Linked DNA regions of Homo sapiens: region 2 is linked to region 1. Evidence: read pairs that join two places in POLR2A ChIA-PET (ENCODE). Cell type or tissue: OCI-LY7. All regions are shown on one strand. Links, peaks and the distances in the headings refer to the core of each region. The heading gives the core; the rest is flanking DNA.

Region 1 (15,686 bases), core at 5,071-13,070:
TATTTTCTGCTAACGTTCCTCCTACCTCCTCTTCCCCGCCAGCCAGCTGACTTTCCCAAGATGAGCTAATGGCCTTCCTTTAAAAGAAATAGTGTCAGGCTCCTTTTCTAACTCACATTTTTCCCTAGCATCATTCCATCCAGAGCTTAAGGTTGCTGGTGACCTGGTGGTGTTGGTGACTTCACCATTCTCCCTCTGGGAAATGAAGTGACTCAACAGTCACAAACGCAAAGATAACAGTGCCATCAGCGGTTCCTTGCAGAGCAAAGAAATGCCAGGGTTATTAGGTGTCTGAATAAAGCTGAAGGTCCTGAGGTTAACATAGCAAGAAAAAATGACAGTGTAGAGTTGCAGGCTATTCCAACAATTATCAAGTTCCCAGGAGCAACTCTTAATAAAGGCTTCCTGACTGTTGTGGCAATAGGAAGGGCAGTGTGCTAGACTACAGTTATTCCTTCCTGATTTCCAACATACCAATTTACATGCCTGTGGATGCAGTTGCTGGTATGCTATCATATTGGACATCTATAGGATTATTCGCCCCAAACCCTCTCCTCCTAGAAACTACTCACCCCACCCCTGTCCACACGGCGTGTTCGTTTATTTATTTATTTATTGAGATGGATTTTCACTCGTGTTGCCCAGGCTGGAGTGCAATGGCACGATCTTGACTCACCCCAGCCTCCGCCTCCCAGGTTCAAGCGATTCTCCTGCCTCAGCCTCCGGAGTAGCTAGGATTACAGGCATGCACTATCACACCCAGCTAATTGTGTATTTTTAGTAGAGACAGGGTTTCTCCATGCTGGTCAGGCTGGTCTTGAACTCCCAAACTCAGGTGATCTGTCTGCCTCAGCCTCCCAAAGTGCTGGGATTACAGGCACGAGCCACCACGCCTGGCCCACATGGCGTGTTCTTATCTGGTCTTGTCTTCTCTTTCCATGTTTGATTAGTTAAGTTTGGGTAGTTGACTCAAGGTGGGCCAATCAGAACCTTGCTTGGGATTCATCCCTACTAGAATAAAAGAATCAGTCTCCCTTTGGTGGTGGAAGTTGAAAGATGTAAACTTCAGGAGCTTTTAATAGCCGCATATACAACCATGAGAAGAAGGGCTATTTGCAGTTAGAGAAGGTGAAAGGGTAAAAAGAAGCAGAGGCTAGGGAGGTAAAAAAGAGCTATTGGCAGCATCCAAGTCTCGGGATCCAGTTGTTCCTGAGACCAAGTTGCAGCCATGCTTCCTGCAGTTTGGTTTGCAGGTATGATAAGCTACACCTGATTGTTTATTGGATTCCATGAGCAAGTACATTTGCGTTTTTTGCCTAAGCTGCTTCCAGCCTGAGATTCTTCTACTTGGTGATAAAGTGTCAGAGTCAATCTGCACTTCTGATGACACTATATGGTGGCATAAAAAAAGTAAAGTTCTCCAGAAGGGCCCCCTGGGAACTCCTAACTTTGCTATCATTGTCAGGGTATGATTAAAGAGGGTGTCAGTATGCAGTGGCAGGCTGTCCCCACCGCAGGCCGAACACACCAAACCCAACACAAGAGGAACAAGACAGCCACCATCTTCTGTATCTTTATCTACACTGGGCCTCTGCTTGCTCTAGCATCTCTCTAGCTTTTCATTTGTTCAGCCACTCCAACTGATGTCTAGTTGGTCTGTTTCTCTAGACTCTAACTTCCCGATTCATTCCTTGCTATTTCTCCCCTTTTAACATGCCCTCCAGGTATTCAATTCCAGTGTCAGAGGCGTGTGAACCAGAGCAACTCCATCTTAAATAAGAGCTGGGTGAAATGAGGCTGAAACCTACTGGGCTGCATTCACAGACGGTTAAGGCATTCTAAGTCACAGGATGAGATAGGAGGTCACACAAAATACAGGACATAAAGACCTGGCTGATAAAACAGGTTGCAGTAAAGGAGCCAGCCAAAACCCACCAAAACCAAAATGGCGTCAAGAGTGACCTCTGGTCATCCTCACTGCTACACTCCCACCAGCGCCATGACAGTTTATAAATGCCATGGCAATGTCAGGAAGTTACCCTATATGGTCTAAAAAGGGGAGGTATGAATAATCCACCCCTTGTTTAGCATATCATAAAAAAAAACCATAAAAATGGACAACCAGTAGTCCTCGGGGCTACTCTGTCTATGGGGTAGCCATTCTTTTATTCCTTTACTGTCTTAATAAACTTGCTTTCACTTTGCTCTGCAGACTTGCCCTGACTTCTTTCTTGCGTGAGATCCAAGAACCCTCTCCTGAGCTCTGGATGCGGACCCCTTTTCTGGTAACACCAGCAACCTAGGCAGCCAGCAACCTAAGTTTTGCCTCTGCCAGTCAGCATCAAGGGCTGAGCCTAGGTAAGCCCAGTGAATCAGTCAATGATAAATGGTATGGTATAGTCTAGAAATGCCATCAAAGGTCAGGAAAAGGAAAAATCAGTGTGGGGTACAAATGGCCTTGAATTTGGAGAGGTAGAAAGGACATTCTGGTCTGAAAAACATGAACAAAGACACTGAAGCAGCAAAGAGCATAGGGACAAAAGGAATGGAAAGAAAAAGTAAGCCTGGCTGGAGTGGCATGTTATCAGAAAGGAACCAGCATTAGGTAAATCTGAGAGATAAAAGGGGGTTAGATTACACAGCATCTTAAAAATCAGACAGAGGAGGTTAGACTTCATTTATAGGCAGATATTACAGTAGATTTTTGATCAGAAAAATTATACGAGGAATATGATACTTTAGCCATGCATTTCTTACACAGGATGAGAGAGAGAATATCTCCCTGGCTTACACAAAAGATAAAAGACACATGCCTGTAATCCCAGCATTTTGGGAGGCCGAGGCGGGTGGATCATGAGGTCAGGAGTTGACCAGCCTGGCCAACATGGTGAAACCCTGTCTCTACTAAAAATACAAAAATGAGCCAGCATGGTGGCGGGCACCTGTAGTCCCAGCTACTCGGGAGGCTGAGGCAGGAGAATGGTGTGAACCTGGGAGGTGGAGCTTGCAGTGAGCCAAGATCGGGCCACTGCACTCCAGCCTGGGCGACAGAGCGAGACTCTGTCTCAAAAAACAAATAAACAAACAAACAAGAGATAAAAGAAGAAATAATGCTTATTCTCTCTACCAAACACATTCTTCAGTTTCCTATAGGATCTGTCATTTCTTGTCTCGAGTCTTTTTGCTGTTGGGGCTGCTTTTTTAAAACTTAGTTGTGTTCAATTTAGAATTTATTTTTTTTTTTTTTGAGACGGAGTCTCGCACTGTCGCCAGGCTGAAGTGCAGTGGCACGATCTCAGCTCACTGCAACCTCCACCTCCTGGGTTCAAGTGATTCTCCTGCCTTGGCCTCCCGAGTAGCTTACAGGCATGAGCCACTGTGCCTGGCCCAATATAGAAATTTTTAAAATGCAGCCAAACAAAATTAAAAAATAAAAGTTTCCCCAAAATTTTACATACAAAGTAAGCATTAAGATATTTGTAGCTAGACAGAGTAGCTCATGCCTGTAATTCCAACATTTTGGGAGACTGTGGCACGAGGATTGCTTGAGCCCAGGAGTTCAAGACCAGCGTGGGTAATGTGGTGAGACTCCCCCATCTGTCACCCAGGCTAGAATGCAGAGGCTTGATCTTAGCTCACTGCAACCTCTGCCTCCAGGGTTCAAACTATTCTCCTGCCTCAGCCTCCTGAGTAGCTGCAATTACAGGCACACGCCACCACGCCCAGCTAATTTTTAAATTTTTTTTTAGTAGAAACAGGGTTTCGCCATGTTGGCCAGGCTGGTCTCGAACTCCTGGCCTCAGGTGATCCACACCCTCGGCCTGTCAAAGTGCTGGTGTTCTGATAGAAGGTGTCCAGGTTCTTGGGGTCTCAAACAAATAACTGGACAAAACTCACAAAGACAGGAAAGCAAATGCAGGGATTTATTGAGAACGAAAGTACACTCCACAGTATGGGAGTAGGCCTGAGCACAGGTGCTCAAGAGCCCCGCTCACAGAATTTTCTGAGGTTTCAATACTCTAGACGTTTCCCATTGGTTACTTGGCAAATATTCTATGTAAATGAAGAGAATGAAGTTAAGTCACAGAGTCGTTTACTCAGAATGCACCCTAGTGTAAATGGAGAGGATGTTACTTGGTGTATGTGATCTATGTAAATGGAGAGGATGAAGTGAAGTTACAAAGCCATTCACATTTCTGTCATTGCCGAAGTGCTTTTATTTGATTTACTTCTAGGAAGTCAGCGTGGATCAGCCTCATGTTCCCTATCTCCAGGCCCTATTCTCCTGCCTCGCTGGGATTACAGGCATGAGCCACTGTACACGGGCAAAAATTTTTTTGTTAATTAGCTGGGCATGGTGGTGCACACATGTAGTCCCAGCTATTAGGGAGGCTGAGAGGTAGTAGGATCACTTGAGCCCAGGAGGTTGAGGCTAAAGTAAGCCATGATCATGTCACTACACTCCAGCCTAGGTGACAGAGTGAGACCCTATCTCGAAAAGAATGAGTGAGAGATTTGCATACATCATTCCAGAATGATTCATAATACAGAATATGTTCACCAACATTTTTATTTATATTACATAAATAATCTTCTTTATGTTTAGCAATATATTTTCCATTGGTTGCTTTTGAGTGGTAAATTCCTCTTATTACATTTAAAATATTTGACTCACAAAAAAATTAATTAACATGTACCTTTTTAAGAATTTTATTCCATAGCTCAAACCAGCATTTTCCTAAATTTGTTCTATGTAAGGTTAGAGTTACAAGATATTCTGCCTCAAATAAGCAGGTTATGTTTAGGAAAGGCTATATCCCTTGTGGAAATTAAAGGCTTCTCAGTGTTCTCCGATTAACTGATCAAAGGTAAATGAAGTGTGCTCCAGGAAATGCCTTTTTAATGAAAATTCATTGATATTTGTATAACTCTGATAGAAAGTAACGGATTCAAAAACAGAGAGCTCGCCAGGTACAGTGGCGAGCTGTAATCCCAGCACCTTGGGAGGCCAAGGCAGACGGATCACCTGAAGTCAGGAGTTCAAGACCAGCCTGGCCAACATGGCGAAACCCCATCTCTACTAAAAATACAAAAATTAGCCAGGTGTGGTGGCGGATGCCTGTAATTTCCAGCTACTTGGGAGGCTAAGGCAGGGAGAATTACTTGAATCCGGGAGTGGAGGTTGCAGTGAGGTAAGATCGTATCACTGTACTGCAGCCTGGGCGATATCCTGCACCCATGGAAATAAATGAAAGAGCTTCCATTTGCTGGGACAGTTGTGATCTCCTCATCTTCCAGTGAGACCAGTAGTGGCCACGTGGCCACTCTACACTCCTTTTTTTTTATGAGATGGAGTCTCACTCTCTCTGTCACCCAGGCTGGAGCACAGTGGCACAGTCTCGGCTCACTGCAACCTCCCCCTCGTGGGTTCCAGCAATTCTCCTGCCTCAGCCTCCTGAGTAGCTGGGATCATACATGCGCCACCACGCCCAGTTAATTTTTGTATTTTTAGTAGAGACGGTGTTTCACCATGTTGGTCAGGCTGGTCTCGAACTCCTGACCTCGTGATCCGCCTGCCTCGGCCTCCCAAAGTCCTGGGATTACAGGTGTGAGCCACCGCGCCCGGCCACTGTACACTCATTAGAGACCAGAATTCAAGCATCTGTGTGAGGTTGGATATGTAATTGTCAAAGTCCTTTTCAACCTTGAGACTCTGAATTTTAATTGAGAGCATTAAAAATCTTGTTTTAGATCCAATCACTCCTTTGCCAGCATGGAGCAAGTCATCCAGGTGTCAGTTGCTTCATCTGTGAAACAAAGGGTCTTTGTCTGAGGCCAGGGTTGTCATCTGATGCTGGGTCACAATCTCTAGATCCCCTTGGGGTCCCGCCCAACAGTGACATACTCATGCCCTATTCTTTCTCTTTATTGAGAAGGAAATAGTATAAGCAAACAAAATCATCAAGAGTTGCTTACATATGCACACAGAACATGCACCAAACAGCTGGAAAACAAAGAAAGTAGGTGAAAGGTGAAGTTGTTTTGCTGAATGGGTGTCAGAGGTTGGTTTACAAATCCACAGGGAGGACCAGAGCTCCGCTGATGCTAACACTTGCTCTGAAAAATCTGTTCGCAGAACTCCTAGCGGCCCCGCCTCCCTCCCCACAGCTGGCTTCTTCTGAAAGGCCTAGAGGCAACTAAAGTCTGAGTTTTTATGTTTTGTAAGAAAACAAAGGGAAGTCTAAAAATGTAAAAAAAGAAAAAAGAAAAAACCTTCAGCTGTTCCAATGTAGCCCCACGAGATTGGTTTCTCTGAACTCTGACGGGTCTTGTTGTTTTGTGTGTTCCTCAGAGCCCAAAGAAAACCAACTCCAGGCAGGGTGCAGTGACTCTCGCCTGTACTCCCAGCACTTTGGGAGACCAAGGTGGGTGGATCACCTGAGGTCAGAAGTTTGAGACCAGCCTGGCCAACATGGTGAAACCCCATCTCTACTAAAAATACAAAAAACTTAGCTGGCCGTGGTGGCAGGCGCCTATAGTCCGAGCTACTCAGGAGGCTGAGGCAGGGAAATTGCTTGAACCCAGAAGGTGGAGGTTGCGGTGAGCCGAGATCACGCCATTGCACTCTAGCCTGGGCGACAGAGACTCCATCTCAAAAAAAAAAAAAAAAAAAGAGAAAACCAATTCCATTTTCCTCTTTCTTCCTGGTGTTGAATGACAAAGGGAAGCTAAGGGGCGTTTTCTTCTATCTGGCATACTTTGCAATGTAGAATAAAATAACTTTGAGTTGTGGTCGCTTCTTGAGGTGACCCTCCACCCATCCTCCAGGCAAAATATCACAAAGACCAACAAAACCTGAAACTGAGAAAGATACAGAGCTGATTCCCTGGCTGACTCAACGCCCTGAGACAGGCACTCGCCTCTGAAACCTTCAGGGCTCCTCACTAACTGCAAGACCATGCTCACTGCTCATGTTTGAATGAAGTATACAAATTCAATAAGCAGTCTATCATTTTTGGTGGAGTGACAAGGTCTATTGTTCCCTTGGTGCTGTGTCTCTTTCCATAGAGGCTATAACTTTAACCTACTATAAGGTTAGTTGGTCCTGTCACTGTAATTTCTTTGTGTCTATTTTAGAGAGAACCGACCATGCTTGTGTTATTTGTAGTGTCTGAGGCAGAGAATGGCTCTCCCCAAGCCCCAAGAACCAGCGTAGGACAGTTCTTTTTTTTTGAGACAGGATCTTCACACTGGCTGGAATGCAGTGGTGCAATCTCGGCTTACTGCAACCTCTGCCTCCTGGGCTTAAAGGATCCTCCCACCTCAGTCTCCTGAGTAGCTGGGACTACAGGTGCATGCCACCACACCCGGTATATATATATATATATATATATATATATATATATATATATATATATATTTTTTTTTTTTTAAATATAAAGACAACATTTCCCCATGTTGCCCAGGCTGGTCTCGAACTCCTGAGCTCAAGAGATCTGCCCGCCTCAGCCTCCCAAAGTGCTGGGATTACAGGTGTGAGCCACTGCACCCGGCCTAGGACAGTTCTTATGCCTGCTGGCTAATAAACATTCATAGCTTTAGTAAAATTTTGTCAAGACTGCACCTGGTGGAAAGGTTATAAGGAAAGGGACACATCACCCTCACTCTAACCACCAGAGGCAAGATACCTAATTCATTCTGGTTTTCCTAAGACTTTCCCAGTTTTAGCAGTGGAAGTCTCACGTCCCAGGAAACCCCACAATGCCAGACAAATCAGGGCATTGGTCACCCTACATATCTACCAAATAATTTAATAATTGCTGAATGCCAAATTAATTTTAGCCAGTATAAGACATCTGGTTTCCCTTAAAATAGCTTCTACCATGAAATAGGCTTACATTTCCAAAAAGGATGAAAGGAAAGATGAGATGTGGCGCCTTGCTACTCAATGTGTGGTTAAGAGATCAATTGCATTTACGCTACCCTGGAGTTCTTTCAGCTGTAGACTCTCGGGCCCCACCTCAGACCTACCGAATAAAAGTCTGTAATTTAACAGGGCCTCAAAATGAATTCTTGCACAAGGGCTCTGTTTACATTAAAATCTGTGATGAACCGGCCCAGAGGGAGATATCTCAGGGTGATTTTTAGCTGGGTCTTGAAGTCAGTAGGCATTAGTAGGCAGAGAGGGGTAGGAGGGAGCAGGGAACCGGAACCGGAAAACAAGGGCACAAAGGCAAAGAAAATGACAATGTGTTTATTAACCATGAGTGATTTGTTGTTTCTGGGAGTGAGAGATGGGAAATAGCCTGGGAAGGCAGGTTGGTGAGAAGACTGCAGATGCCCTTAAACTGTAGACTGGAGCAGTAGCTTTGTATCTTCCCTGCTCTCCTTCCTCTCAAGGCTCAGTCCTCTGCTAAACTGTTCTATCTTCTGAAATTTAGAACCCTTCCCTTCCCCTGGCTCAGACTGGCAGCAACTGGTGTCCCGAAGTAACAGCAGAGAAGGGGACGGCAGGCCCAGGGAGATCCTCCCCTAAGGAGAAATTCAAAGGCAAGCTCTTTTCTCCAGGGTCCTTTGAAGGGTCAGAGCCCTGGGCTCCTTAAGGAACTCAGTCTTTGACTGGGAAAGGCAGATAATACAGCCAGCCCCGAAAGGGATGCAGATCAAGGATCTCTATTTCTAGCCAAAAAGTTGGCAAAATGAAGAAATATGTGGAGCTCTGAGCAATATCTCTTTCATTCCGGGACACAGTGTAAAGTAATGATTACTTAACCACTTTGTGCTCCAGGTTCTGAAATCACAAAACAGGAACCCTTGTATCAACCTCTAGGTTACTAGCATTCAGTGAGTTAATGCACGCAAAGCTCTTAGGACAGTGCCTAGATCCTACTAGGAACTCCCTAGAAGGTACTACCTGGATTAAACAATTGCCTTTATCATAATGCGAGAGTTGGAGGCATGGCTTGCTGAGTGAGGAGCTGGGTGGGGCAGCCAGCTTCCAAGATGAACCCCAGTGATCCCCATCTCCTGGTATTCACAGCCTTGTGCAGCACCCTGTACACATTGCAGCAGGGTTGGTCTGTGTGATCAGACCAGTATATGCAGGAGTGATGGCATGTCACTTCTGAGATTAGGTCATTTACAGACTGTGGCTTCCAGCTTGGGATCTCTTTTTCATTTTGGGGGATGCCAACCACTTTGGGGGAAGCCAGCTGCCATGTTGTCAGCCACTCTGTGGAGAGGTTCACATGGTGAGGAACTGAGGGAGACTCTAGCCAACAGCCAATGAGGAACTGAGATCTAGCAACCACCAAGTGAGTGAGCTTAGAAACAAATTCTCCAGCCCTGAGATGACTGCAGCCTGGGCTGACAGCTTGACAGCAGCCTCGTGAGAGGCCCTGAGCCAGAATTACCCAGCTAAACCCCTCCCAGACTGCTGACCCATAGAAAATGTGTATAATAATAAATCCTTGCTGTTTTAAGCTGCTAAATTTGGGGGTAATCTATCATGCAGCAAGAAATAATTATATCACTGGGCTTGGTAAAAATATACACACCATTATGGGGAAGGGTCCAAGAAAACTGGCCTAAATATGCTCAGGCTTTACTCCACAGATGCAACCAGGAGGTCCAGAATCTGTGCCTGAGAAGTCTTGAACAGAATTTAAACAGTACGGCTGAGTGTGGTGGCTCAAGCCTGTAATCCCAGCTGAGGCAGGAGAATCTCTTGAACCTGGGAGGCAGAGGTTGCAGTGAGCCAAGATCACACCACTGCACTCCAGCCTGAGTGATAGAGCGAGAATCAATCTCAAAAAAAACAAACAAACAAAAAACAGGAGTTTAAACTGTAGACAATTTACTCAAGACAGAACCAGGTGACCTGTGGCCAGCAATGGAGACTCCAACCTGGTATCACTGCTTAGAATCCACAAAAGTGACCACTGACAACCCACCCAAAAAAACCTCTGCAGCAACTGCGCTAGTCCTAGAAAAAGGTCTGGTTCAACCGTGTAAGACAGCAGGGCTCTGGCCTCCGCTTTGAGGTCTAGCACATTACTCCTACTCTGAAGTTAGAAATAAAACCACAGTGACTAAGGGATAGATGAGTTCTGCAGGCTGAGCCAAACCAGGAATGGATACCAAATTTATGACATATTTTAAATATATTAAATTAATGCTTTTAACAGCGAAAAAAAAAACCCAAACATGATATAATTATTCCATTGACAAGACACTTTTAAGATTTGTTTTTAAAATAACTTATAGTACACTGTTGTCAAAATGACCAGTAATGCGTCACAAGTTCATGGTTGTGTAATGAATGTGATCTTCTTATCCTGTATCTTCGTGTGAATAACCACATTTGGAAAGAACCCCAAAAGTCTAAATTTGAGTTTCTTTATGAAGGAGAACTGCCACCCCCAATAATCTCTGGGAAGGAGGCTGGCAAAGAAGCCTCGTAACTCCTGGGCTATGTGATATTGAGTGAAGGAGGGTGACCTTTGAGAAAAAAACTGGAGTCTGATTTGTACCAAAGGAAATCTAGGAATTAGAGCAGAACTGCGTGCTGTTGCATCTGAGAGCGTCGCGCATTTCTACGTACTTGCACTGAGGGGAATGTTGGCTCATAACTGGGTACGTGGCTGAGCCCAAGAGATACCCGACAGCACCCCACCAGGAGGAAGCAGAAGCCAGGGATCTGGGAGGGTAACAGCCATTTGTGAAGAAGGAACTTAGCCATGGATGATACCATTTCATATCTTCCAGAACTTTCATACACATTGTTGGCCCCCCTGTGAAGGAGGGAGCCATTTTTAAAAACTAGGGCTCTGAGGTTTTTTGGGAATAAGTTCCCAGATGTTTTCCAGGTCCTGAGCAGCCCTGGCCTTCAGGCTCCCCGAGGCTGCCAGTTCAGTCAACTTCATGCTGCCTTCACTACCTGGCTCCAGGTCCTACAGGATGAAGTGCCACGACAGTGTGCATCCCCAGGCCTTTCTCTCCACTGCGCCAGTGCCCCTCTCAATACCCACCAGTGGGGCAGGAAAACAGAGCAACACTTGAGCTGCACAACTAAAGCCTCAGGTGTCCAATCACCCCTGTGACACATATAGGGCTGCTCTCTCCGTTTATGTAACCTAATCCTTCCCACCATCCCTCCTTCCATCGGCTTCCTCTCATGTCCTGTTCCAACTCAAGCAGAGGAAGAAGGTGCACAACGACAGAGTAAATGCTGGGGCCATGGCACACACAGCACTGGGCTTGGATTCCTCAAGCTGCAAGGGACCTTGACACTTTCTTCTTTGCCCAGTCTCTCTGTCCCCTTTGTTCCCTAGAGAAGCAACTTTATAACTGATCATGATAATGGAAACTAGTTTTTCAAAAAATTAAACATAGACTTATTGTTATGTACCACATAAGGACGTTTTGTTTGACAACAGACTACACATACCACAATGGTCCCATGAAATTATAATACCATATTTGTACTGTACCTTTTTTATGTTTAGATATGTCTAGATACACAAATACTTACCATTGTGTTACAGCTGCCTATAGCATTCAGTACAGCAACATGCTGTACAGATTTATAATCTAGGAGCAATAGGTTACACCATAAAGCCTAGGTGTGTAGTAGGCTTTACCATGTAGGGTGCATCTTTGTGTAAGTGCACCCTACAATTGCACAATGACAGAATTGCATAATGATGCATTTGTCAGACTGTATTTCAGTCAATAAGTGATGTATGACTGCACCATATCATCCAGCAATTCTACTTCTGAGTATACACCCAGAAGAATTCAAAGCAGGGACTTGAACGATATTTGTACACCTATGTTCATAGCATTATTCATAATAGATGGAAGCAACTCAAGTGCCAGTCAACAGATGAACAAAATGTGGTTTATACATATAAACAAAATGTGGCATACACATATAATGAAATATTATAAAGCTTTAATAAGGAAGAAAATTCTTTTTCTTTTTTTTGAGACAGAGTTTCACTCTGTCACCCAGGCTGGAGTGCAGTGGTGCGATCTTAGCTCACTGCAATCTCCACCTCCCAGGTTTAAGCGATTTTCCTGCCACAGCCTCCCGAGTAGCTGGCATTACAGGCACACACCACCATGCCCGGCTAATTTTTGTATTTTTAGTAGAGACAAGATTTCACTATGTTGGCCAGGCTGGTTTCAAATTCCCCACCTCAGGTGATCCACCCGCCTAGGTCTCCCAAAGTGCTGGGATTACAGGCGTGAGCCACCAGCCCTGGCCAGGAAGAAAATTCGAATACATGCCACAGCATGGATGAACCTTGAAGACATTATGCTAAGTGAAATAAGCCAGTTGCAAAAGGACAAATATTGTTTGTTTCTACTTATATGAGGTTCCTAGAGTAGACAAATTTACAGAGACAGAAAGAATGATAGTTGCCAGAGGCTGGAGGGAGGGAGAAATGGGAGTTATTGTGTAATGGGTATGAAGTTTCAGTTTGGGAAGATGAAAAAGTTCTGGAGATGGAGTGGTGGTGACTGTTGAAAGACAATGTGAATATACTTAATACACTCAACAGTACACTTAGTGGTTAAAGTGGTAAGTTTAATGTTATGTATATTTTACCACAATAAAGAATAGTGAAAGCTAACGTTTATTGAGTGCTTACAATGTACTAGGAACAGTATGCTAAGAGATATAAACACATTGTGTCATTTAATCCTCACAACAACACTTCTTTTGAGAGCAATGCTACTAAGGGCACCAAGGTTCTTTATAGCTTAGCAGAGCTCCTAGGAGTTGTCACACACTAATGGTGGGGGTCAGCGGGGAGAGGACCATTCCCCCGGTCAGAAGTCCTATCTGTCACTAATGTTCCTCAGATGCATGTTCTCTAAATCCTTCAAGCCTTTTGGCTTTCCAGAGCCTCCTATCATACATCCTGGGATCTGGACTTGATGGGCTGGGTCAGGAGAAGAGAAAAGAAAATAGAGTGATGATGCCTTTTGGGAAAGCAATGATAGACTTCCCCGCAAGAAAGTTTCCGGGGCATCTTTGTAGTTGCTGACATTTGAAAATACATCATTCCTTGCTACTTAACGTAGTCATTAACTATGGAATGCTGATCAATCAAACACAGTGTGAATGGAGACTAACCGTGTGCAAAAGTCAGGGGTCGATCAGAGAAGCGGAATGATGATAGGTAATGTAGAATAAAGAATTTATTATAGACATTAAGCTAACCTGGCATAGTACAAAGCCACCTCACTGTGTATCCCTAGCATAGCTGATCAATTTTGAGAATTTCACAAAAAAATTCTCTCTTTTCTTAAAAATTTTTTTGAGACGGAGTTTTGCTCTTTTTGCCCAGGCTGGAGTACAATGGCATGATCTTGGCCCACTGCAACCTCCGCCTCCCAGGTCCAAGAGATTCTCGTGCCTCAGCCTCCCAAGGAGCAGGGATTACAGGCATGCCCCATCACACCCAGCTAATTTTTGTACCTTTAGTAGAGACGGAGTTTCACCATGTTGGTCAGGCTGCTTTTGAACTCCTGATCTCAGGTGATCCACCCTTCTGTGCCTCCTAAAGTGCTGTAATTACAGGCATGAGCCACTGAGCCCGGCCTCACCAAAAAAAAACTCTTATTCCATATACTAAAACCCAAGTGGTATCTCTGGGAAGCCTTTGCTTTGGTCCTTCGCTCTTGGGTATGTACCACACACCCCTTTGTACACATCTGTAATAGAACCCGTATCACTTGAATTCCAGTTATTTGTGTCCACCTCCTCTCTGGACTCTGTAAGCGCCTTCAGCCAGAATCTATGTTTCATTTCTTCGCATCTCCAGCTCCTGGCATGGTGCCTGTCATATATGAGATCAAACCATGGGAAACTGCTTCTATTTTATCATCTTTAATCCAAAAAAACGCAATTGCATAAATTCCAGAGTAATAGGAAGTTCTGGGCAAACATTTGCCAAATAAATGAACACGGAACAATCACATACCCACAAATCCTGATTAAGCATCAAAGAACGGAAGCGCTTTAGGTTTTCTTGTGGCCTTGGGCTCCTTACCACATGCCTCAATTATCCTTGCACTCTTAAACATGGTGGTGCCATGAGAGATTCCCAACAGGTCAACACACAGCTCTTGTATCATTTTCTTCTTTCGGGAGGCTGGCAGTATCTCCCCACAGAAGAAGAGTGATCTCTAACAGGTCAAATGCATGGTTTTCTGCACTGTGTTTATGATTCTGGAGGCCGGCAGTTTTTCCATTCAGCTGATAAGTGGCAGATCCCGGGATGGATGAGATTAGCATCTGGGATGGCAAGTGTCCAGGATGGCTCAGAAGTAGCTGCCAAACTCCACTTGACTCTCAGTCCCAGCATCACAGGGTGGCAAGTTGCTGCAGAGGCCATGGATCTCAACCATGTATCATTTGGAAGTGAAAACTAACAGATGCGAAATAGCTTTTTAAAAATCAAGACATGGCCAGGGATGGTGGCTCACGGCCATATTCCCAGCACTTTGGGAAGCTGAGGCAGGAGGGTCGCTTAAGCCCGGGAGTTTAAGGCTGCAGTGAGCCATGATGGCACTACTGCACTCCAGCCTGGGTGACAGAGCAAGACTCTGTCTCCAAAAAATAAATAAATAAGAAAAAGAAAGCAAGAACGGATAGAGGTGGCTGGTTACAGACTCTTCATCCCTAGGCAGTTGTGCCTTCCAAAACACAGCCTTTGGCTTCACTGTATCTGGCCCACTGTCAGAGGCTAAAATTCAGTGTGAGGTTTGTCAGGCTCCATCATCCAAATGGATCCCAGTGGCCACCATTCACAGTTGCAGAGAGGCCTGAATTAGTGTTTCAGAGAAAGGTAGTTCTGGAACTTCAGAAAGAATTAAGCTTCAAAAAAATTTCATCCATACAGAGATACTTCTGCCTGGGTCCAGCCCTGCAATTCCCTAAATTCTGGCCCTCCTCTCCCTCCCACTTCCTGTTCCTTGGTCCAGGCTCCCCTGACCTTCCCTGCCCTCTGCCCTTGGTTACCTGATGATCCAACTCTAGGCCTCCACCCTGGGTGCTACCTCTTGGGCCTGCCCTAGGAATGGAGACAGGGAAAATGAGCTAAGAGGAGTTGATTGCCTTATATAGGTTACCTCACTTCAGCCTCACAAGGAAATACTGAGAGGTTAGGGTTATTATCTTCCTTTTAAAGATTAAGAAAGAGCCAATCAAAGAAGTTAGGTAATCTGCCTAACACTACAGAGTGGCTAAGAGATGAAAAAGGAATCAAAACCCAGGTGTGTCCGACTCCAAAGCCCATGCTCTTTGCAACATGCCACACTGCCTGTCTCCCCTGCTACCTTTCCACCTTCCCTTGAGTCTCATGTGCATATCCTGCGCCCCTGATATTCATTCTGATGCCCTCTTCAACCTACAATTCATCCCTTCACCTCCAGCAACATCCCTCCTCCCAGGCTCCGACTGACTCAGAATGATTTCGAAGACAGAAGAGCTGCCCACCATTTGTAATCCACAAATGAAGCGAGGGCACATCTGATCACACCTTACCTGCCTTCTCTGAGTCTCCACTGCTTCAGGAAGGGTCCAAATATCTCATCATGACATAAATGCCACTAATAATGCAGCCCTTACCAGTCCCTCTGGCATCACCTCTCAACTGGTCCTTCTCTCT
Region 2 (15,686 bases), core at 3,653-11,652, 250 kb before region 1:
TAATAATATGAGGTAGGTATTACTATTCTCTGTTTAAAAGAAACTTAAATCACTTGTCCAAGGTCATATGCTTAGTGAATGCTGACACCAGAATTCATACCCAGATAACCTGACATCTGGAGCCTGTGTTGTTAGCCACTACTGTATTTTCTATGCTCACTGTAAAGGCTGTTATCAAAATACATGATTGACAGATGATCTGAGTTCTATTCAAGGTTGTTATGAGAATAAAATAAAATAATATTAGTAAAACTGAGAAGTTCTACACAAATGCTGCTTAAAATTCTGTGTTCCATGATTTGCAATGTGTGATTAAGACATCATGCATATGGAAAAGACTAGGTGTTAAGGCATTATCTTAAATGTGCTTTTAATCACCACTTTCTAAAATTATCAGTAAGGTTATTCTATTTTCATGATTTAAAATGTGTAAAAGAGATGTTGTCTACTGTTATAATTACAATTATCACCATTCACTAGGACTGAAAACAGTCTCCTGAGTTCATGCCTTATCAACAAATTAGAAGCCTAGGTTTTCTGATCCAAAGCATGTGTGATGTTTCCCAAAGACAGCATCTTTGGAAAAGTCCAATTTAGCCCACGTTAATTGCCTGGATTTTCCCTGCCATTGGTGAGTCTCAGGCAACATCCACAGTTACTTACATTCATGTTGTTCATAGGGTGGGTAGCTCAGCCGAACAGAGATCAGGATCAGGAAGATAAATAGAGGCCAGGCCACTTCCAGCAGCAGCTGACACTGAGTGGGAAATAAGATAGAACACTGTAAATTTAAAAATAATATGGATATCCAATGCCACTGGGATCTGGGAAATCCACAGACAACTTCATTTACTAATTAATCAACTTCTCCAGTCTCTCCCACCACTCTCTAAGCTTTAACAGAACTGTTTGGAGTCCCAACCTTTTAACATACCATTCCATATACCTCTGTGTCTTCCCTTAGGTAAGGGAAGATGCTTCCTATCGTGCTTTATCTGGTTCACTTCTATTCATTCTTCAGGATTCATCGTGGCATAATTTCCTTTACTAAAATCTCAGCCTGAGCTAGAAGCCCTCCTCCTGTGCTACTCCAGTAACCCAGGCACACTCCTCCTGTAGCATTTTCCTGGAGCTCCTGAAATCATCTGTTTCTGTTGCTGGCTTCCTCAGCACATTGAGCACTCTGAAAGCAGGCACCCATCTGTCTGCATTCCCAGCCTTAGCATAGTGCCAGGTATGTGGTGACTATGTTGAGAGGAGAGGACCAGGCCAACCTGCTGTGCTAAATACACACAACCCTTGCTCCTCTAATTGCACACAAAGCTGCTCCCTATGGGGCAGAGAAGAGGGCTCTCAAAGACAATGAAAATTCACACATAGTTCCATATTGACCTGTGTGCACTCAGGACTGTAAAGAGAGAGTGCAAAGTCCTTCCCCATCTGTCCAGGTCTGGTCATCATCTTCTCCGATGAGTTAAAAAGATCATTGAACTTCTAAACAAGCATGATACACTGGTTAAAACAATGAGGTTTCTCCAAAGGAAAACCCTGCCTCAGTGAGTTACCAGGCGATAAATTAGCAGACGGACAAGATGGAAATCACTAGACACAATATAATTGAGCCAGTAGTGTTCAGACAACTAGTTACACTGCCTGAAGTCTATCACCTCTCCCATTCCTTTCATTTCTATATTCCAACGTTGTAATCAAGATAAACACCAAAGAGCCCAAAAGAGTCACAGGGCCTTGTGTTTCAGAGTAATTATAACTTACAACTGTGGCTTCAGAGTCACACAGCCAAGATAATACTGGTATAAAATCCCTTTTTGTCTTCTTTTTTTAAAAAAAGCAAAAGATTGGGCTGGGCACAGTGGCTCATGCCTGTAATCCCAGCACTTTGGGAGGCCAAGGCCGGTGGATCAGCTGAGGTCAGGAATTCGAGACCAGCCTGGCCAACATGGTGAAACCCTGTCTCTACTGAAAATACAAAAAAGTAGCTGGGCATAGTGGTGGGTGCATGGAATCCCAGGTACTTGGGAGGCTGAGGCAAGAGAATCGCTTGAACCCAGGAGGCAGAGGTTGCGGTGAGCTGAGATTGTGCCACTGTACTCCAGCTGGGGCAACAGAGAGAGACTCCGTCTCAAAAACAAACAAAAAAAAAAAGCAAAGATTTTTTTTTTTGAGACAGGGTCTTGCTCCATCGTCCAGGCGGTACGATCCGGAGATCATAGCTCACTGGAACGTCAAACTCTTGGGTTCAAGTGATCCTCTCCCCTAGGGCTCCCAAACTGCTGGGATTACAGGCGTGAGCCACTGCACTGAGCCAAAGCAGAAATTTTTTCTTGATCTTCAAGTCCTTATATTTTTATGGAAAATTTGAAAATAAAAAAATACAGAAAAGTTTAAAAAGGTAAATATAAATCACCTTAATCCTACCTCCCAGAGACAATCCCTAGTAAACTGAAGTAACAATGGATCTCTGTTAACATCTTTTGTCTTTTTTCATGCATACATAAATAATATTTTTTCTCTACAATATTGAGACTATGCAGCATATATACTTTTGTATTCTGTTTTTTCATTTAACATCATACTGGGAGAGCATTTCCCATGACATAAAATATAATCTTAAAACATGTCCTGTAATGTCTACTTGATATTCCACTCTATGAATAGATCATAATTGAACCTTTCTGCTAGGTGCTCGTGCTTCAGATTGTTTTGGGTGTTTTTATTTATTTATTTATTTGTTGTTTTATTTCTGATATTTTTAAAAAACTGTTTTTTATTTCCAAAGACCTTTGATATGGTTCTACATTAAACTCTTTTAAAAAATCTTTTTGGCGATGGATGCAGTGGCTCATGCCTGTAATCACTTTGTGAGGCCAAGGCAGGCGGATCACCTGAGGTCAGGAGTTGGAGACCAGCCTGGCCAACATGGTGAAACCCCATCTCTACTAAAAATACAAAATTTTAGTGAAACGCTGTGTCTACTAAAAATACAAAAATTAGATGGGCATGGGGGTGTATGCCTGTAATCCCAGCTACTTGGGAGGCCAAGGCAAGAGAATCACTTGAACCCAGGAGGCTAAGGCAGGAGAATCACTCGAACCCAGAAGGCCTAGGTTGCAGTGAGCCGAGATCACTGCATGATCACGCCACTGCATGATCAGAGTGAGACTGGGCAGAAGGAAATACAGCAAGATAATGACAGTGGATGTACTAGGATGATAAGAACGTAGGTGTGGCTGGCGCAGTGGCTCCTGCCTATAATCCCAGAACTTTGCGAGGCCAAGGCAGGCGGATCACCTGAGGTCAGGAGTTTGAGACCAGCCTGGCCAACATGGTGAAACCCCATCTCTACTAAAAATACAAAATTAGCCGGGCGTGGTGGTGCATGCCTGTACTCCCAGCTACTTGGGAGGCTGAGGCAGGAGAATCACTTAAACCTGGGAAGCGGAGGTTGCTGTGAGCTGAGATCACGCCACTGCACTCCGGCCTGGGCGACAGAGCAAGACTCTGTCTCTTAAAAAAAAAAAAAAAAAAAAAAAAAAAAAAGTGATGTTTTTAATACTTTCCTGTCTTTTCTAAATTTTCCACAATGAGCATGTATAAATTATCTCATGGAACAAAAAAACACTGTTACCATAAAACTATCAAGAATAGTTTGCATAGACGGCACAACAGAATGAAAAATAAAGGCAAATGGATCCCTCTCTGGAAGAAAGCATGCTGACAGTGGAGTACTCAAGACCAAAGATGGGGCTGGTCTTGCTAATATTTCTGTAAATAATCCCAAAGAGGCAACATACTCAAATTTCCAAGCTTGGGAATGACATTCAGCCTTTTCTTTTTTTTTAATAGCAAACACCTTTTTATTCTGTAGCTTATTTTTTAAGTTGAGATATACATATATATCACATTGCATATCTTAAAGATATACAATTTTTATTTGTCAATTATACCTCAATAAAGCTGGGGGTGGGGGTGGGGAAGAAAGCAATTTTCTTTCTGCCAAAGAACAAAACCATGACTCTATGAAAATGAACTTTTCTCCCAGCTGAGCCAGGACTCCCTCATCTCAATTTCCCCAGGTACTTTGTGTCTGTATCAGCACTTGGTACACCAGGGACCCTATTTATATATAAGCTTCTCCCTTAGGGTCACTTTCTTCTTACTAAGCCTACCACATGATAATGGCTTTAAAAATGTTTGGTGAGTAAATGAGCTGGTTTAAAAGATAATGAACACGGAAATATAAATCAGTTGAGCCCTTTGGGAAAGCAATGTTAACAATACGTATTCAAGAGTCATGTTTATCCCATTTGCCCAATTACTATTCCTGGAAATTCATCCTAGGAAACTGAACTTAAGATATCAAAAAGCTATATGCATAAAGTTATTCATTCATTGAAACATTATAATTGCAAAATATTGGAAACAACTTAATTGCATAGCAATAGGGAAATGATTCAATTATGGTACATGTACTCAACAATATATCATGCCATCATCAGAATAATGTTTATGAAACACAGAAATCATTAGCCATGTAATATTAAGTGAAAAAAGCAGAATACAAAATTATATGCCATTCCAAGCTTGTAGCTGAATAAAATCACTTATAAATATTAACAAAGACAGGAATACAACTTTCCTTTTAAATGGCATGACTGTAAATAAATTTAGAAAATACTTATGAGGCCGGGCGTGGTGGCTCACACCTGTAATCCCAGCACTTTGGGAGGCTGAGGTGGGTTGATCATGAGGTCAGGAGTTCAAGACCAGCCTGGTCAAAAGGGTGAAACCCCATCTCTACTGAAAATACAAAAAAATAGCTGGGCATGGTGGCGGGAGCCTGTAATCCCAGCTACTCGGGAGGCTGAGGCAGGAGAACTGTTTGAACCCAGGAGACAGAGGTTGGGGTGAGCCAAGATCGCTCCATTGCACTCCAGCCTGGGCAACAGAGTGAGACTTCACCTCAAAAAAAAAAAAAAAAAAAAAAAAAAAAAAAGAAAAGAAAATACTAATGAAATTAGGGGAAAAAAATGAAGCTAAACAAAGAGTATGAGTAAGATAAATAGCCATCAGCCTTGAAGCTCTGAAACTACCATTTGTACTTTAAGGATAAATAGTAGCTACTGTTTATTTAGGGCCCAATATGTACAAGGCACATTTTATATTAATTACTTAATTTAATCCTCAGGACAACCCTGTGAGATAGGAAACATTATTGTCTTGATTTTATATGTAGCAAGGCTAAGGCTGGAGGAAGGGTAAATCACAGAGATAGTCAGTAGCGGGGTTGAGATGAGCAGCCAATTCTACCCAACTCAGGAGGCCACATGACATTCTATTTGACACCACGGGTGACTCAGGTAGGAAATGGCCCCACTAGGTGGAATGGTCTAGAAATATCAACAGGATCCAGAGAGGTAAAATTAATTCACAGCTTGTAGATTTATAATACTTACAGCCAATATTGGGCAGCTACTGTGTACTCAAGACGTTTTGTGTATCTCATCTCCAGTATTTAATTCATAATAACCCTGTGAGGTAGGTTGTATCATTACCGTTTTAGAAGTGAAGAAACTGAGGTTTGAACAAGTTACGAGCCATAAGAAACTGCACCAATGTTTGAACCCAGATCTACTGACACTTAAGTGTGTGCTTTTGTACCCATCATGCTGCCATCACAAAGCTATGTTTAGGACATATACCTTTTAAGATATGCCACTTAAAAGAAACCTAGCACTTGCCAGCCCTGCTGAGCACTGATCTGACCCAATTAATCAAGGCTTATGTTCCTGGATATCTCTGCAGCCCCCATATCTAGGATCCTGTAGGGCAGCAGATGCTCAAAATATGTTGGTTGACTGAAAAAAATGAATGGATCTTCCCCATGGCAACTGACAGCAAAGGGCAAACAAAAAATCTTACAAGCCATTTGGAGCAGCTGAAGCTGGTGAGTGTAAGCAGATCAGGAAAAGAGGTTAAAAAAAATTGATGATGATAATAATAATGAAAGGTCTTACTATGTACCAGGGTTGTGAGTGCTTTATACACATTAACTCATTTAATCATCAAACAATCCAATTAGTACTCTTGTTATACACATTTTACAGAAGAGGAAGCTGAGATTCAAAGAGTTAATACACTGCCCAATGGTCCAAGATTGGCAAATGGCAGAGCCAAGATTCAAAGCCACTCTGACTGAAGGGCTCCTTCTCTTCGCCATTATGGACCCCAACCTCCTTATGCACTTTGCCTTCACTTACCAGAGCATACAGACACCTGCTCTCTCAAAGCCCTTGCTGAGCTGGGAGACTAGCATGTATGAGTGAATTAAAGAGACTGTCTGCAAAGTTCACACCACCTGAGCCAGAGAACTCATGAGAGACAAAATTTAATCTTTGCCCTTTTATCTTGGACCTCTAAAATTCTTCCCATCATTGAACCTAGAACTCACCTTCCAAACCCAGGGGAATGTTCCAGGTATTTCTTTTCATAATAGCCTCCCTCTAGAAACCAAAGTTGACTTCTGCCAGGATATGCCATTATGGCTACACTCATTAATAAAATCAGATTTCTCCTCCTTCTCTAAGCTTAGCACTTTTCCTAAACATAAACCCTCATAAATAGCTTGGAAATGAAGTTGATCCTTTACCATTATAAATTCCTACAGAAAACTCTTCTAAATCTTGCTTTGGTGCCTACCCACCCAACCCCACACCTCCCCATGGGGTGGGAAGATGGGAAGAAACATTGTTTTTAAAAGGCGTTTCTCACCAAAGTCAAAGCTGCTCCAAGAGTACCGAAGCACCACTTTGCACTTCCCATCTTGCTATTTCAACATGGGGATAATATGAGCAGGCACTGCTAGAGCAGATTTTCTTGATAGTGACCCTACTGACATTTGGGGCCAGATAGGTGTTGTGAGAGACTCTCCTATGAATTCTACGAAGTTCAGCAGCATCCCTGACCTCAACCTCTAAATATCAGCACATACATTCCCAGGATTGTGACAACCAAAAATATCTCCAGATGTTATGTCCCTGGTGGAAGGGTGAGGGTGGGGTGGGGTAGGGGGATAACCGGCCCCGGTCGAGAACCACTGCTCTAGAGTTATTATGAGAATTAAATGTATTTCACATAGAAGGCTTAGCACAGAGTCTAGTACTTATCATCATGTTATTCAATATGCATCAAACCACTCTTGAATCATCATTCATAGTTATGCCAACATCTCCCACACTACAGATGTTCACTGTCCACTTGATTATTCATGCCTGACTTTTGCTGCTGGCTGCCGAAGTTCATAGACCACAATCCAGTCACTCTGTGAACCCATTTCCCTCCCTAGCCTGAGGACACAGTCACGGTGCTCTTAAATTCTTGAGATTTAGCCACGTTAATTCAAGGTTAGGGCAGCGCAAGGGCCATGTACAAAGAACAGAGAAAACTAGCAGAATAAAATTGGGCCTTAGGCAAGAGGCTTCTGAATCATGGTAGCCAAAATAATGCACTCCGCGCTGAAAAATGAAGTCGCTATTTCTTAGTATTGAGAGATTCTTGAGAATATAATGGGGGATAAAAAAAGGAAACAAGAAGAATAAACATCAGAAAGGAAGAGATGAAAATATCCTTTCTGTTTCTGGCATGGTCGTAAATCTAAGAGAACTCACAAAGTTAACTAAAAAGCTGCAAATGATTTGCAAGTATGGGTAAGTTAATCAGAACCAAGGTAAATTCTCCTAAATAATAGCATTGCTATTAGTCTCTGAAAACCAGTTAAATTAATATAATGTGGGGAAAAGAGAATACTATCCACAGTGAGAATGGACACATAAACAAAAAAACCTAGGCATTAACTTAGCCAAACATGTGCTTCTTACATAAAAGAAAACCACAGAACTGTAGTAGGATAAATAAAGGAAGATGAGAATTAAGGAGAGCTAAACTCTGCTTCTTCATGAGTTCATTTAATATCCAAATTTCCCAAGCTAATTTATAGATTTAACACAACTGAACTTAAAATAGCGATAGGGTACTTTTTTGAGCTTGATAAGGTAATAACATTCAATGGGGAAAAAACAGATAAAAATATCAAAAGATATTCTGAGAGGCAAAAAGGTAAGTGGGGGACAATGAGCTCCCCCATATATCAGAATGTTCATCAAATTCAGGGTACATTCTGGGCTCTATCAGCACCAAAACTAAAACTACATATCAAATGACCAAATGAATAACTCCAAAATTGCTCCCTACACATCTTTTTTTTTTTTTTTTTTTTTTTTTTTTTTTTTTTTTCAGACAGAGTTTCACTCTGTTGCCCAGGCTGGAGTACAGTAGTATGGTCATAGCTCACTGCAGCCTTGACCACCTGGACTCAAGCAATTCTCCTACCTCAGCCTTCCAAGTAGCTGGGACTCCAGGCAAGTACCACCATGCCTGACTAATTTCCTTATTTTTATAGAGATGGAGTCTTGCTATGCTGCCCAGGCTGGTGTTGAACTCCTAGTCTCAAGCAATCCCCCCACCTCAGCCTCCCAAAGTGCTGGGAATACAGGCATGAGCCACCATATCCAGGTTTTAATAAATGTCCCAAAAATAACTAGAAAAGGAATCACTATTTAATCAAGTGATTATTTATTAAATAATCACTGGGATGACATGATATGAATGTGAAGAAAAATTAATTTTAGACCCATCCCTAACAGCATACATGCCAATGAGACCTGGGAAAACTAAAGTGAAATCTTAAGGATCACATCAGAAAAATGCTAGAGAGGGGAAATGATTTTTAAAACCAGGCCTGCCTTCCCTGAACTACAAAGTCTCATGCATTGATGGTGGCTATTTAAATTGGTTGGATCCTCTGGAAAGACATCTGATCAGACACTTCAAGGGCCATTTCCCTTCAACCTAGTAATCCTGTTCCTCAGATTTTGGCCTACAGAAATAATACAAAAATAATAAAAGATTAAATGTATAGAATCTTTATAGTAATTTATTTGTAACAGCACACATGGAACAATCTAAATGTTGGCAACAGGGTTTGAACTTATAAAAACTGTGTTAATGGATTACTGCACAGCTATCAGGAATGTCAAAGGCATCATCCCACAGTAGATTTGGAGCCAAAAGATCCCAGCCCTCCTCTTAGCAACTTTTTATTTTTTGAGACAGAGTCTCGCTCTGTCACCCAGGCAGGAGTACAGTGGTGCAATCTTGGCTCACTGCAACTTCCACCTGCCAGGTTCAAGCAAATTCTCCTGCCTCACCCTCCCAAATAGCTGGGATTACAGGCAAGTGCTACCACGCCTGGCTAATTTTTGTATTTTTAGTAGAGATGGGTGTCACCACATTGACCAGGCTGGTCTCAAATTCCTGGCCTCAAGTGATCCGCCCACCTTGGTCTCCCAAAGTGCTGGAATTATAGGTGTGAGCCACCATGCCCGGCCATTAACTTATTAACAATACTCTCTTCATCTGTGAAACAGAAATTGCAACGCATACACCTCAGAATTGCTGTGAGAATCAAGAAAGTAATGGATATCAAAGTATTACTTTCAAAACTATAAAACACAGCCTACACATCAGAAATCATTATTCTAAATCAGAAGATGATTTAGAAATATGTGAACACGCACACTAAATAATGTTAAATGAAAGAAGAAAACAGCATAAAATGGTCCATGTATATGTAATGATTACAATTGCTTTCTTGGGCCTTTGTCATTCAAGTTCCCTCTATCCCAAGAGTCACCAGACAATGTGGCCTGACTACCTCAGGGAATCCTCTTGCACATAAAATAAAATTAAATTCTCAGGGGGCACTGTGGGTCACGCCTGTAATCCCAGCACTTTGGGAAGCCGAGGTAGGAGGATCACAAGGTCAGGAGTTTCAGACCAGCCTGGCCAATATGGTGAAACCGCATCTCTATAAAAATACAAAAATTAGCTGGGCATGGTGGTGGGCGTCTGTAATCCCAGCTACTAGGAGGCTGAGGCAGGAGAATCGCTTGAAACCAGGAGGCAAAAGTTGCAGTGAGCCGAGATTGCTCCACTGCACTCCAGCCTGGGCGACAGAACTAGACTCCGTCTTGAAAAATAAATAAATAAATAAATAAATAAATAAATAAATAAATAAATAAATATTAAATTAAATTCTCCTTCCCCAGGAGAATTGGCCCTAAATGATCTGGTCATGTCTACTACCAACTCATCCCCCGCCAGTCTTATTCACTCCACCAGTGCCACTGGCTTTCTTCTGTTCCCTGACCTAGGGGACAGGCACCCCCAGTCTCTCTGCCTGGAATGGATTTCCCTATCTCTAAGCCTCTGATCTTTGCCTGGCTAACCATTGCTTGAACTTCAGGGCTCTCAGCTTTAATGTGACAACCTGTCAATCTAAATGAAATCCCTACCCACACCTGCTAGTATCTAACACCAGTACCATAGTTTGCCGGATTTTTTCCTTCATAATCCTCATCACAGTTGATAGTTATATTTTTATTTGTGTGATGATATGTTTCACATCTGCTGGCCTCACTGAACTGTAAGCTCTACGAAAGCAGTACTCATGCCCAGCTGCTTCACCACTATATACCCAGCTAACCATACCACAAGTAATAGATGCTTAATAGATATTTATCCAAATGAAACAATAAATGTCTATTTGTTTTAACTTTCTTCATTCCGTAGAAGAGAAAACTAAAGCTCTGGAGAAAGGAGTTTTCCTAGGCCACTGAGGCAGATGGTGGCCAAGCTGGGATTGGAATCATGACCACTGCTGCCGGCCCAGGAGTAAGGACAGGGAAGAAATGTGTCAGGTGAAACTAGAAGTGGGGAAAGGATGCAGAGAGTTTCCATCTACTCTGTAAAATTCTCTAAAAGCTCATAAATGAGGAGTTTTAATTTTTGGATAGTTCATTCTTTTTCATTAAAGAATGCCCAAATAGTGGTACTCTGGCTGGGTGCAGTGGCTCATGCCTGTAATCCCAGCAGATTGGAAGGCTGAGGTGGGTGGATCACTTGAGGTCAGGAGTTCAAGACCAGCCTGGCCAACATGCTAAAACCATGTCTCTACTAAAAATACAAAAATTAGCCAGGCGTGGTGCTGTGTGCCCATAATCCCAGCTACCCGGGAGGCTGAGGCATGACAATTGCTTGATCCCGGGAGGCAGAGGTTGCGGCGAGCTGAGATCATACCACTGCACTCCAGCCTGGGCAATAGAGTGAGACTCAGTTTAAAAAAAAAAAAATCACAATTAACTATTTTCCCAGCCACATGACTAGTCAGATCTATTTGAGAAAATTAATAATAAAGGCAAAAGAAAAGAGGCCATGTGGCCACCCTCACTTTGTCCAGTTTGTTCCATGGGGACCTTGGCCTCTGGATCAGCCTAAAACCAGATGAGGATCGTGAAAGCTCTGAAGTTCTCTTCCCCTTCCTGTCCCCAGCCCTGTTTGTACTGAATACCTGCCACCCACACAAGTTAACTGTTACTTTGGACCCAAACTGAGCTTTGCACCCAACTTTCACAACTCAATTCAATTTATTCTTTGCCTAACAGAAACAGCGGAAAACTAACCCTGGCTGATGGTCCCCCCTCAGTCTGCACAATGGGGGTACAGGAGAGGCAGGGGACCCAGGAGTTACCAGCAAACCAGGACACAGAATGAAAAGGCAAGCACTGCCTTTCAACAGGGTTGCTCTGGGGTATACCATTCAGCTCCAGGCTGAACATAGCGTTTCTAGTCTTCCTGGCGGCAGCACACAGGCTTTATGTATGCTTTCTATTCTTCCTAGTGCAAGGGAGCCTCCTCAAGACCTGCAAACTAATGGGCCTTAAGACATTTCCCACTCATTCAGTAAATACTTACTAAGCATGTCCCAAGGGCCAGGCTCTGTGCTGGGCTCTGAGGCCAAGCGTATACACTCCAGGATCTCAGGAGACAGGAACTGTGCAATGAACATCCATACGCTGCAGGCAACAGCTATCATGGACTGCTAACTTCTTCCCCTACCTAATGGGCAGGGCTGGTTCTCACTATGTGAGCTAACAAGTGGCCCCAAAACCCTTAAGAGGTTCTGACGTCTAAACAATATAATCTAGAAATCTAAGCCAGGTGGATTGGAAAGTAGCTACCAGTCAGAACTTGAGATTCAGAGACATAGAAGCTTTAGTATACACAGAGAGCAAAGCAAAAAAGGGTCTGCAACTGTAGGGCCACCAGGAGACTGGTTCTGGTGCTACTTTCCTGACTGACCAACTCTGGGCACCTGTGCCCCCCTGAGCCCCAGTTCTGTCAGCTGTACAAGATGCAAGCCAGATCTTTCCAACTCTAACAATCTAAGCATCAGCAACCTGAAATAAATCACTTTTCTTTCTGATTCAGCAAAATATACTTCCTTTAGAAATCAGGAAGAGAGTTAAGGAAAACAGGTTAGCAGGCAGTGGTATAACAACTTAAGCCCCTTTGTGTCAGGGTGTTGCATCCCACTTCCTTCTTTAAAAAGAACTCTGCCACAAGGCTACAAACTGCCTTTGGCTAAACCTGCCTATCTCTCTAATCCTAACACTTTTAAACCCATCTGCAATACCAAGCAAGAAGCAACAAGACCAGTGGAGTCTGGCCCAATTTGAATGACCCAACCCCACATCCTGTTGCAGGATTCCTTCCCTGGCTAAGCACGGAAAACCTTTTCCCTGCCCTTTCTTCTAACTTCAAGCTGCTAAGCAGCTGCAAAAAAATAAAAAATAAAAATAGTTTGGAGGAGGGAAGAAAAGTCACTGTGATGGGACAGAATGAGGCTCGGCCCTAGTCCTGGGGATCTCAGCTTCTGGTTGCAGCTCAGTTGCTGGCTGGGTGACCTCAAGAAATCCCTTCCCTGCTTTGTACCTCAGCTTTCTCATCCGTAAAATAAGAGGTTCAGACTAGACTACCCCAGAGCCATAGCCCCCCTTTCATTGCCAACATGATATGATTCTTCCCACTACTCACTAATGGACACACAACATGGATAAACCATGGCGGAGACAATTTCCCAGCAAGTGGGCCCCCTCTACCAGGATAAGAAGGGGCAGGAGCCCTGGATCACACTGTAGCAAAGGAATAAGAGTAAGGACGGACATAGAGGACTGGAACACCAAGACCTGGGGATAACCACGGGAGGCAGGGAGAAAGGCAAGGAAGGAGTCAGAAACTTCAATATTCTCAGATGGAGAATAGGCAAAATAATGACACCACTGAAAAGCGATTAGGCACATTGAGTTAGAGTGCCAGCTCCAAAGTCAGATTATCTGGATTTGAACCCTACCTGTGCTCCTTGTTAGTGGTGTGGACCTCAGACAAGTTACTTAACCTCTCTGAGTAGCACGTTCCCCAGCTACAACATGTGGAAATAACAGTACATCGCGGGGCCTTAAAAGGAATAAATCTAGTTAATAATGCCTAATCAGTTAGTGCCTCACACATGGAAGCTCATTCTAAGTGTTTGCTTTTATTTTATTAATATAATATTATCTATTATACTTTACAATTATTATTAAAACAGATAGGATCCACAGATTCCAGTCCCTGTTCTCTCACTAGAGACCTCAGAATTCAGGTTCCCCATTTGTAACATGAGAGGCTGAACACAATCAGTTTTTCTCAAAGGAAGATCTGTATACATATTGCTGAGGGATTATATTTAAGTTCTCTAAGAGGATTTTAAACACTTTGTTTTCATTTCAACAGTCATCTAAACAAAGTCTAATAAACACATATGGATTTTTTAAATGCTTACTTTAAAGCCAAGTTCTGGCACAAGATTTCAAAGCCCAAGTTTATATTTGTGTTTATGATTGTGTTGGCACCAGTATAATTGTAGCAAACTCATGAGGATGGAACAGGTGCCATCAAATTAAGGTCATACAAGTAGAAAAATGGGTGGAGAATTCAATCATTAGCACATGATAATATAGACTGGCCAAACTCAAAATGATCAGCATGATAGCATTTACTGCCATGCAACTTATAATTTGGTTTCAGTTGAACAACAGCTGCCTCACCACATTTAAGGTATTAATTTGAATGGTATTGATTTTGCAATTTTGGCTGCACTTAATTTGTAAATATGTATGGGTCATATAGTTGTATAATAACAGCCTATAAGAAGTTTATACCTACTTTTACTTCCTAATATTTAAGTAACACTATAATAAAAAAGGAAATTTAGTGAACAAAAGGATGCTTTGACACTTTTGTTCTTTTACAGACAGTGCAAGCATTATTCTAGTTTGAGGAAAACTGAATGAAATTCTCTCCAAAGTCCCTTATAGCCCTTTGAATCTCAGAAAGATGATCATTTTGATTACAGACATGTTAAGCTACATTAAGACAGCCAAGTGGGGATACTGGCTTAGAATCCAGGAAAAAAAAATAAAGGCAGAACAGGAACAAGAGACTTAGAAACTAACTACAGAGAAATGCATCCTAGAGATGGGATCTCTAAGGAAGGGTGTTCAGAGATAGAGAGACAAAGAGCTGACGTCTGAGTTTCAGGGAGTTCACTCTGCTCTACAGCCCTCACATCCCTCTGTGGAAGAGTTCCATTCACCTGCGCATTAAAGATGATCTCCAGATTACTCAAAGCATTATTGGCCCATCTGGGAAGTGAATGGCTTAGAACCCTCTGCAGAAATAAAACAAGTCTCAGTTATTATATTCCTCCAGGCCTGAAGGAAAGAATCCAGATTGACACCAAGATACCCAGTATTGATCTCTAAGAGTGGGGCCACTAACTCACTTCACCCACAGCTTCCAGAAATACAGGGGCCCATTAGGGGCTTTTGGAGAGCCAGGTGGCTCCCAGGGCTGCAGCAAAAGGAAAAAGTGGGGTGCTCAGGGGCGATTCGGAGCCAGGTCCTAGGGATCAGAACTCATGCCTGGGCAGTAGCACAAACCAAAGCTACTATTTCTACCTGGCTGCAAATCTGCCCTCTATGATAAGCCACATGCCATATCCGGACCACACAGTCCTGTGTCCATAAGAGCCAGATTCCATCAATCCCTGTGTGAAAACCAACACAGCTTCCTTCCCTCCCTCCCTCCTCCAATCCCCAACTCAAAACCACAAAGAAAAAATGAGAGAACCCCCCGCTGCTGAAAAACCCAAGCTTACTGTTTGTCTTCTTCTGAAAGTGAGGTTCTTCCACAGCAGCAACCTCAGCTGAGGCCAACAAGCCATGTTCCCTCAGCCAGCACCCCCAGCGTGTGGCTCGGGAGCCCTGGAAGGCAGCGGCCAGAGCTCACAGCAGGGACGCCGTGGCTGGTCATTAACTGAAAGATAAAGCAGGAGGGGAAACAGCCATCAGTTATTGCTGCAAAGCCATACACCAATGAGGACTGCTAATCCAGCCCTCTCAGCTGAGACCTCCAACACACAGCTCTGCATCATGACTGCTTCTCAATGGATCATGAGTCACCAGCTCCCAGCCTCTGGGTTCACCCACAAAGAGGGACTCGGGAGGTGTTCCGACAGCAGGCTAGGAGCTACGTGTTATGGTCCTAATCATTTTAGTTCTATAGATGTTATCATCTGGGAATGAAGAATGCATTTCTGAAAATAGACCTCTCTCAGGTGGCCAAAAACACTGAGGATGGAAATGGCATACTGGAATCCCAGAGACCTA

What was found. Peaks named below come from ENCODE experiments on the same cell type or tissue, not always from the same donor. Only the 100,000 strongest peaks of a DNase experiment are listed, where the experiment ranks them.
Region 2: POLR2A ChIA-PET joins it to region 1 with 5 read pairs; 2 of 35 experiments call an interaction of 5 or more read pairs at or near these places.

The regions. Positions count from the first base shown.
Region 1 is chr9:105,132,569-105,148,254 of GRCh38, forward strand. LOC105376197 (a long non-coding RNA gene) reads left to right here. Exons shown (of 4, transcript XR_930205.3): 3 at 2,213-2,358. Among named protein-coding and RNA genes, the nearest start is that of SLC44A1, 100 kb to the right of the region's middle. RefSeq lists enhancers at 4,900-5,879, 5,880-6,859, 6,860-7,839, 7,840-8,819 and a silencer at 9,272-9,321. In OCI-LY7, for the core only: no CTCF peak of the experiment used is centred there; a DNase peak (open chromatin) is centred at 9,303.
Region 2 is chr9:104,888,439-104,904,124 of GRCh38, forward strand. ABCA1 (ATP binding cassette subfamily A member 1) reads right to left here. Exons shown (of 50, transcript NM_005502.4): 2 at 15,176-15,333; 3 at 664-757. The coding sequence starts at 15,241. Among named protein-coding and RNA genes, the nearest start is that of ABCA1, 32 kb to the right of the region's middle. RefSeq lists enhancers at 1-212, 14,735-15,647. In OCI-LY7, for the core only: no CTCF peak of the experiment used is centred there; no DNase peak of the experiment used is centred there.